2 separate regions of the Homo sapiens genome follow, and region 2 is linked to region 1. The links are chromatin contacts, found by Hi-C or POLR2A ChIA-PET in ENCODE. All regions are on one chromosome and are shown on one strand. The core of a region is the stretch at or near the end of the contact, and the rest is flanking DNA. Distances in the headings are between cores, read along the strand shown.

Region 1 (3,742 bases), core at 888-3,387:
GCCTTTCCAGAGGGAAAACCTCTAGTTTGCTACCTGGGTGGGAAAAGAGACATCGAATCATCAGTGGCACCAGGGGCTTCTACTTCCTGAGCCTTTCTGGTGCACTTTAGCATTGATCAACTTCTTTCCTGTCTTCTCCTACTCTATGACTTCTTTTTCTCCACTCTACTAAAGTCATTTCCATTTATCTGTGCTCTCTGGCCTCCAAAATGTTGACATCTGTTGTCTGCCATTGTCTCTTCTCCAGGTCTCTTTGTCCATGTGAATTTATGCACTTCTTATTCCTCTGCTGTCATTTCAGTGGGCTTTTGAGAGGAAGAAGAGGTCAGTGTGATGTGTATCCTCGTGATTCAATCTTTCACGCTACCCTTAAGTCTCTTTACAATGTTTGAGCCAGGCTCGGTGGCTCACGCCTGTAATCTCAGCACTTTGGGAGGCTGAGGCGGGCGGATCACAAGGTCAGGAGTTCCAGACCAGCCTTGCCAACATGGTGAACCCCGCCTCCACTAAAAATACAAAAAAAAAAAAAAAAAAAAAAGTCCGGGCGAGGTGGCTCACGCCTGTAATTCCAGCATTTTGGGAGGCCGAGGCAGGCGGATCACGAGGTCAGGAGATCGAGACCAGCCTGGCTAACACGGTGAAACCCCGTCTCTACTAAAAATACAAAAAATTAGCCGGGCTTGGTGGCGGGCGCCTGTAGTCCCAGCTACTCGGGAGGCTGAGGCAGGAGAATGGCGTGAACCCGGAAGGCGGAGCTTGCAGTGAGCCGAGATCGCGCCACTGCACTCCAGCCTGGGCGACAGAGTGAGACTCCTTTTCAAAAAAAAAAAAAAACAAATGAGCTGGGCTTAGTGGTGGGCGCCTGTAATCCCAGCTACTAGGGTGGCTGAGGCAGGAGAATCTCTTGAACCTGGGAGGCGGAGGTTGCAGTGAGCCGAGATTGCGCCACTGTACTCCGGCGACAGTGCGAGACTCCGTCTCAAAAAAAAAAAAAAAAAAAGAATACAATGTTTGAATTCTGTGTGCCCTGCCTCCCCTTAGATGGAAGCGTAGGCTGAAGCATGGGTGGGGCAAAGGGTAACAGCTAGAAAATACACACCCTTCCTCAAAAAATTACATTCCATTTGACTCTTTCAGGGCAGGGTAAGACCCATTTTTCCATTGTGTGATTTCTGTCAACTACTCTTTTCAAAAGGAGAGAAGTCCTGCCACCCTTCTATGTGTTTTATGTATTTTGGCTAAGAGTCCTGGAGCACTGGGTGAGGTCCTCAGAAGGGATGGAAAAATCCGATTCTTGACTCTCATAGTCAGCGCTAGGCAGGAGCATCAGAGATTACTGAATCCAATTTCCCTATTGTATAAAAAGGAAACTGAAGCCCAGAGAGCTTTAGTCGATCTGGATCAACTTCGGTCCCTTGTGAAATACTTCTCTCAAAGGATGGCTCGAAGTCAAGCTCCTTGCAGTCTTTGGGCCTTTGGGTCTAACGTTCCCTATGCCCCAATGCTGTAGGCTCCTCGCTGTGCCTCGGTCAAAGGTCCTTTCAGAGACTGTCCCTCTCAGCACTGTGGCCAGTTTTACTTTTTTGTGGCACTTGTTGATATTTAAAAATATTTATTTTACGAGTTATGTGAGTTCTTCCACTGGAATGAAATCCCCATAAGAGGAGATCATTCCTGTCTCGTTCACCGTTGAATCCTCAGGGTGAGCTGAGATTCGAAGCTAAGCAGTCTGGCTCTAAGGTCGCGCTTTCGGCCCAACATTATGCTGCTATTTAGTGAAGACGATGGACTTCTGCGCACACGGGGAAGCAACAGTGAGAAAAGACACCCGGAAGTGAGCAACAGCAAAACATCCAGATTTGTCCGCACGGTGCCCCCTCTGACCTTTCCCTCCGGAAGCTCTCGCGGCTCTCGGGCGGGAGTGCGCACGCGCGGCCACCGGGGTCGCTCCGGGTCGCGCGCGGAGCAGGGGCTAGAGGGAAGGGTCAGCCTCCAGGGCTGGCAGGCGCCTGCGCCGCGGGGCTCCCGTCAGGACGCGCATTCTCGCTCCCTCCCTCGGCTGCGCGCGCCCGGTGGGCGTGGGAGGAGGCGGGGAACCGGGGAGGGGTGGGTGTCGCAGGAGGGAAGGAGCGAACCGGAGAGCGTCGTCCTGAGAGGAGTGAAGGCGGCAAAATGGCGGACCGCTTCTCCCGCTTCAACGAAGACCGAGACTTTCAGGTAAACACGGGCGTCGCCGAGGATGCGGGGAAGGCGCTGGTCTAGCCCAGAACCTCCTTCATCTCCGGCTCCCAGCCCTCTTTCCTTCCAGTTTTGCTCCGACTTGCGAACCAGCTCGCTCTTCTCCCGTCTCTGCTTTCTCAAGAGGCCTCCCGGCTTGAGGGAGGCCGCATCTCCTCGCACCCGCATTCTCTTACCCCTGAAACTCAGGCCGCGGGGCTTGCGGCTTCCGCCTGTTTGGCATCGGATTTCGGAACCGGGCCTGAGCGCCGTGTGAGGGGCTGTGCCCTCCAGGTCTGCCCGATCTGTGCCGGCGAAGGGCTGGCTCCCAGGGGACAAGAGGGGTGGTTGGGTTGGGCTGAGAGGGCTTGGGGGAGAGTATTGCTGAGGCCAAGGCTTCCGAACCCCGGGATTTTGCTCTCACGGATCCTTTTGGGGTCCTTCTCTTTTCTTTCTTCACTGTGATAAATCAATTCCTTTCATTGTCTGCTTTTCCTCTTCCTTACCTGGGAAAAGGTTGCCTTCGCTATCAGACGCCTTATTGGTTAGTCATACATTGAGATTTCGCGGGGCATAAGTGTTGCTGTTATTAGGCTGTTAATTGGGCTTGGAAAGCAGTAAGTTACTGGACTATGATCCGATGTGAGCCTAACCTCAAATCCTATCTCGAAAGATTTGTGAGAAGCGTGATGATAATAGGCCGTCCACGCATGGGGTCACTAGTGCCAAAAGCTTGATTTTTCTTTCTTCAATTGCAAATGTTAGTATGGAAAAATGCCCTTACGATGGCAAGCTCTATTGAGTAAAAAATAAAGGCCAAATTAGAATAACTTGTTTTTTCGCTGTTGAAAATACCTTTCTGTTGAAATTGTTACCGCGGAAATCTCGAAGACTAAAAGGGATTTAGTAGAGATTGGCTATTTCTAGGTAAAATACATCCGTAGAGTCTCAAAAAAAAAAAAAAAACACTGCATTACTACCGCATATCCTGGCAACTGCAATTTGGGTCGGGATGAATCTCAGAACTCAAGTTTTTATCCCGCTGCAGATCCTACTCAAAGCAGTACGAAAGCACTCTAGATGTGTTTCAGAAGGCAGTTTAAAGAGTTTGAATTCCCTGAGATGATAGGATTGGTAAATAAATAGGTAAAGCAGTTTAACAATTTTAACTCAGCACTGTTAACAGTCTAGTACATAGAACGCTTATGAGAAGTTTTGCAGCAGTAAGGGATCTGGGGGCTGTTAAAAAGCCTTGTGATCATGCGCCTGCTGTATAGCTGCAGCACAATACAGGAGAGTCTCAGGATGTTCTAAGGATATAATGCAGATTCACCAAAGTTTGAAGCAGTTCATGTTAGCCTTTTGATCCCTGAGAAATATATATATATACACACATATATATATATTAGCAAGCACTATAAAATATGAGTTGGCTGCAAGGTGTATGAGCTTTATTGATTTTTAAATTACCGGTAGAGACATACTGATAACTAAAGCCCGCAAATGCTTTTCAGAGGAGAGAATA
Region 2 (3,742 bases), core at 650-3,149, 180 kb after region 1:
GCTGCCCCGGGAAATAAAGTGTCTCCCTGACAAGCGGGATCGGAGAGGGCAGCGCTGGACTTAAGCCTTCCTGTCTCCCGGGGAGGCAGTGTGGAGCCCTGGGAAAAGCACCCGGCCGGTTCGAATCTCCGGCTCTTCACGTCGAGCCTCAGTTTCACTTTCTGTAAAACGGGGTAATCTATTTCTTTTTCAGACGGAGTTTCGCTCTTGTTGCCCAGGCTGGAGTGCAATGGCGCAGTCTCGGCTCACCGCAACCTCCGCCTTCCGGGTTTAAGCGATTCTCCTGCCTCAGCCTCTCGAGTGGCTGGGATTACTGGCATGCGCCACCACGCCCGGCTAATTTTTTGTATTTTTAGTAGAGACGAGGTTTCACCATGTTGGTCAGGCTGCTCTCGAACTCCTGACCTCTGGTGATCCGCCCGCCTCGGCCTCCAAAAAGGCTGGGATTACAGGCGTAAGCCACTGCGCCCGGCCTTTTTTTTTGAGACGGAGTGTTACTCTGTTGCCCAGGCTGGAATGCAGTGGTGCGATCTCGGCTCACTGCAACCTCCGCCGGCCGGGTTCAAGCGATTCTCCTGCCTCAGCCTCCCGAGTAGCTGGGATTACAGGCGCCAGCCATCATGCCCGGCTACTTTTGTATTTTTAGTAGAGACGGGGTTTCACCATGTTGGCCAGGCTGGTCTCGAACTCCTGACTTCAAGTGATCCGCCCGCCTCGGCCTCCTAAAGTGCTGGATTACAGGCGTGAGCCACCGCGCCCGGCCTGTGGTAATCTATTTCAACAATAACCTACTGCAAAGAGTTTTGAGACTCAGAAGAAATCACGATACGAGAGCAACCAACACCAAAACGTCGATGCCCTCCCGCACTCAGTGCTCTTCCTCTCCGCGCAGAGTCATTCCGGGCCTTAGGCGAGGTTGTGATTTGCCCAAGGTCACGCGAAGGTGGGATCTGGCTCCCCATGGCTCTCCCGTCTCCCCCGGCTTGCTCACGTCCCAGCCCGCCCGGCCCGGGCTGCAGCTCAGCTAACCCAGTGGCGCACACCCGCGCGGGGCCCTGTGGTTTACAAAGCGTTTTGCAGTTGCAGGCCTGTCCTGTAACCTGAAAAATGGGGGCGATGCTAAGGCCGGCGAGAGAAGTCGCCGCGAAGTTTTCAAGTCTCGGCGGGTAGCCCGGCAAGTAACTTCGTCGTTATTGTGTGGTCTCCCGGCGATCTCGAAGAACTCATTCTCACTGCCGCCGCCACGCACCTGAGGACACCGAGGAAGAGGGCCAGTGCGTCACCCTCGCCGTCCAGAAGGCGCTGGGGTTTCCAGTGCCGCGCGCGGCCGGGGCGGGGCTGGTGAAAATGCGCTGTTAAGGCCGGCGCGGCGGCTCACGCCTGGAATCCCAGCACTTTCGAAGACCGAGGTGGGCGGATCGCTTGAGCCCAGGAGTTCCAGACTAGCCTGGGCAAAATAGGGAGACAAAAATAAAAGTAACAAACCAGCCGGGCGTGGCGGCGCGCGCCTGTGGTCCCAGCTACTCCGGAGGCTGAGGCAGGAGGATCGCTTGAACCCGGGAGGTCAAGGCTGCAGTGAGCCTAGATCGCGCCACTGCCCTCCAGCCTCGGCGACAGAGCGAGGCTGAAAAAGATGCTGTCTAAAAAAAGATGCTGGAAGTGCGTGCTGCTGCCACGTTAAGCGCGACGTGGAGACCGCGAAGTTGGCCGGCAGCTCTCAGCGCTGGACAGGCATGGAACTCGCCCGCGCGGCCCCGTCAAGGGGGCGGGACCGTCGCAGGTCCGGGCGGAGACGCGAGTGGGCGGAGCCGGGGACACTCCGGGCTTGCGGCTGGTCGGCCCGCGGCGGGCGGGGCCTCGTGGCGCGGTGTAGGGGCGGGGCCCCCTTGGCTGCTTTCGGCGTCGGCCTAGGTGCGCTGCGAGCGCGCGCGGACCGCGCACAGGCGGCGGAGCCGGTATGGGCCCGCCTGACCCTGGGCGCCGCGCCGCACGAGCACCAGCCTAGAGCCAGGTAGGCGGCACTGGGCCGGGGCTGGGGGCGGAGACGGAAGCGGGGGTCTCCGGGCGGCCGTGCGAGCCAGGGCAGGTGCTGGGGCCGTCGAGCTGGCGTGGTCCCCCTCACCTGGCGGCTCTCCGCCGTTCGGGGCCGGGAGTGTCGCCGAGGGTCGGGGAGACGTCCTGGTCCTACGTTCCTACTTCCCGCTCTCCCGGCTGCGCCCCGGGCCTGCATTTTGGGGCGGGAACCCAGAGACTGCTCTTTCTCTCCGGGCCCCGGGTCTGGCCCGTCCGGCCGGGCGGGGAGGGCCGGGCATCCCAGCCCGCAGTCCTGAGGAGGCGACGGGCCCTTCTTGGTCACCGGATCTGTTTACACGTCACCCTCGATGCCCGGCCGTCCCTCCACGCCCAGTAACTTGGGCTCTCAGGTGCCTGCCCGGGGCCTTGGTGCTGGAGTGGGGGCTGTGGGGGCAGCACAGGTACTCTGATTTTGGGGCCACGAGGGCCAAATCCGCGCCTGCACGTAGGAGGTGCGCAGTGGACACGTGCGAGGTGGACGAGGGAAGGACCCTGGCTCCTACTGCATTCGAGCGATAGGTCTGGCACCCTAGCTTCCTTCGGAACCACTCCTGAGTGACCTTGGGCAGGCCACCTCGTCTCCCCGAGCCTTAGTTTTCCCCGGCGGAGGGGGGCGGACAGTCCCTGCTTTAGAGGTCATTGCCAGGGTTGTTGAGGCAACAGATGTTTCGAGGGCGGTGGATGAGGGTTGGGTTAAAGTCTCACAGTGGGCCGGGTGCGGTGGCTCACGCCTGTAATCCCAGTGCTTTGGGAGGCTGAGGCGGGCGGATCACGAGGTCAGGAGATCGAGATCATCTTGGCCAACATGGTGAAACCCTGTCTCTACTAAAAATGCAAAAATTAACTAGGCGTGGTGGTGCGCGCCTGTAGTCCCAGCTACTTGGGAGGCTGAAGCAAGAGAACCGCTTGAACGGGGGTGGATGTTGCAGTGAGCCAAGATGGTGCCACTGCACTCCAGCCTGGCAACAGTGCGCAGAGCGAGACGCCGTCTCAAAACAAAAGTCTCACAGTGGCCCAGCCTCCTTTCCTGCCATCCCTGGAGTTGTGGTCTGTTTGAGGTTTGGTTTTCAGGACTGAAGCTTCAAGATGGCTGACCAGGACCCTGCGGGCATCAGCCCCCTCCAGCAAATGGTGGCCTCAGGCACCGGGGCTGTGGTTACCTCTCTCTTCAGTAAGACCTAGGGGAGGTGGGGTGGGGGCGGGTGGGGATGGGGCAGACCGGAGATTGGAGGCTGTGTGGTCCTGGGGGAGGAGTCCTAGGGGTGGGGTCCTGAAAGGAGCCTTCAGACCCGCTTCCTCCCCCAGTGACACCCCTGGACGTGGTGAAGGTTCGCCTGCAGTCTCAGCGGCCCTCCATGGCCAGCGGTGAGTACCTGACCTGGAACTAGTGAGGGGTGGTGCCTGGGCAAAAGAAAGATCTCCCAGAGGCTGGCCGTGGTTTCTCATACCTGTAATCCCAGCGCTTTGGGAGGCTGAGGTGGGTGGATCACCTGAGATCAGGAGTTCAAGGCCAGCCTGGCCAACGTGGTGAAACTCTCTCACTACTAAAACTACAAAAATTAGCCGGGCTTGGTGGCATGCGCCTGTAGTCCCAGCTACCTGGGAGGCTGAGGCAGGAGAATCGCTTGAACCGGGAAGGTGGAGGTTGCAGTGAGCTGAGATTGTGCCA

Evidence for each region. A loop is a pair of places that touch in the nucleus more often than their neighbours do. ChIA-PET counts read pairs that join two places held with the same protein, here RNA polymerase II (POLR2A). Pooled maps may share reads with other maps.
Region 2: a loop to region 1 is called in a pooled map, with 11 times the contacts of the local background. The contact joins the promoter of SLC25A39 here to the promoter of GPATCH8 in region 1. A Hi-C loop is called at or near these places in 5 of 37 single-sample maps with no recorded cell type and 14 of 50 pooled maps. POLR2A ChIA-PET finds 5 or more read pairs at or near these places in 5 of 52 experiments (BJ, CD4-positive, alpha-beta T cell, HCT116 and 2 more).

Annotation. Positions count from the first base shown.
Region 1 is chr17:44,501,801-44,505,542 of GRCh38, reverse strand. GPATCH8 (G-patch domain containing 8) reads left to right here and starts at 2,137. Exons shown (of 8, transcript NM_001002909.4): 1 at 2,137-2,217. The coding sequence starts at 2,173. RefSeq lists a silencer at 1,854-2,203 and an enhancer at 2,304-2,403.
Region 2 is chr17:44,322,980-44,326,721 of GRCh38, reverse strand. It overlaps SLC25A39 (solute carrier family 25 member 39), which reads left to right and starts at 1,899. Exons shown (of 12, transcript NM_001143780.3): 1 at 1,899-2,011; 2 at 3,145-3,244; 3 at 3,379-3,438. The coding sequence starts at 3,160. It overlaps LOC124904009 (a long non-coding RNA gene), which reads right to left and starts at 1,269. Exons shown (of 2, transcript XR_007065768.1): 1 at 1,101-1,269. RefSeq lists enhancers at 817-866, 125-976, 1,047-1,106, 1,157-1,236, 1,397-1,586 and 1 more, a cis regulatory region at 1-152 and silencers at 1,687-2,116, 2,137-2,356.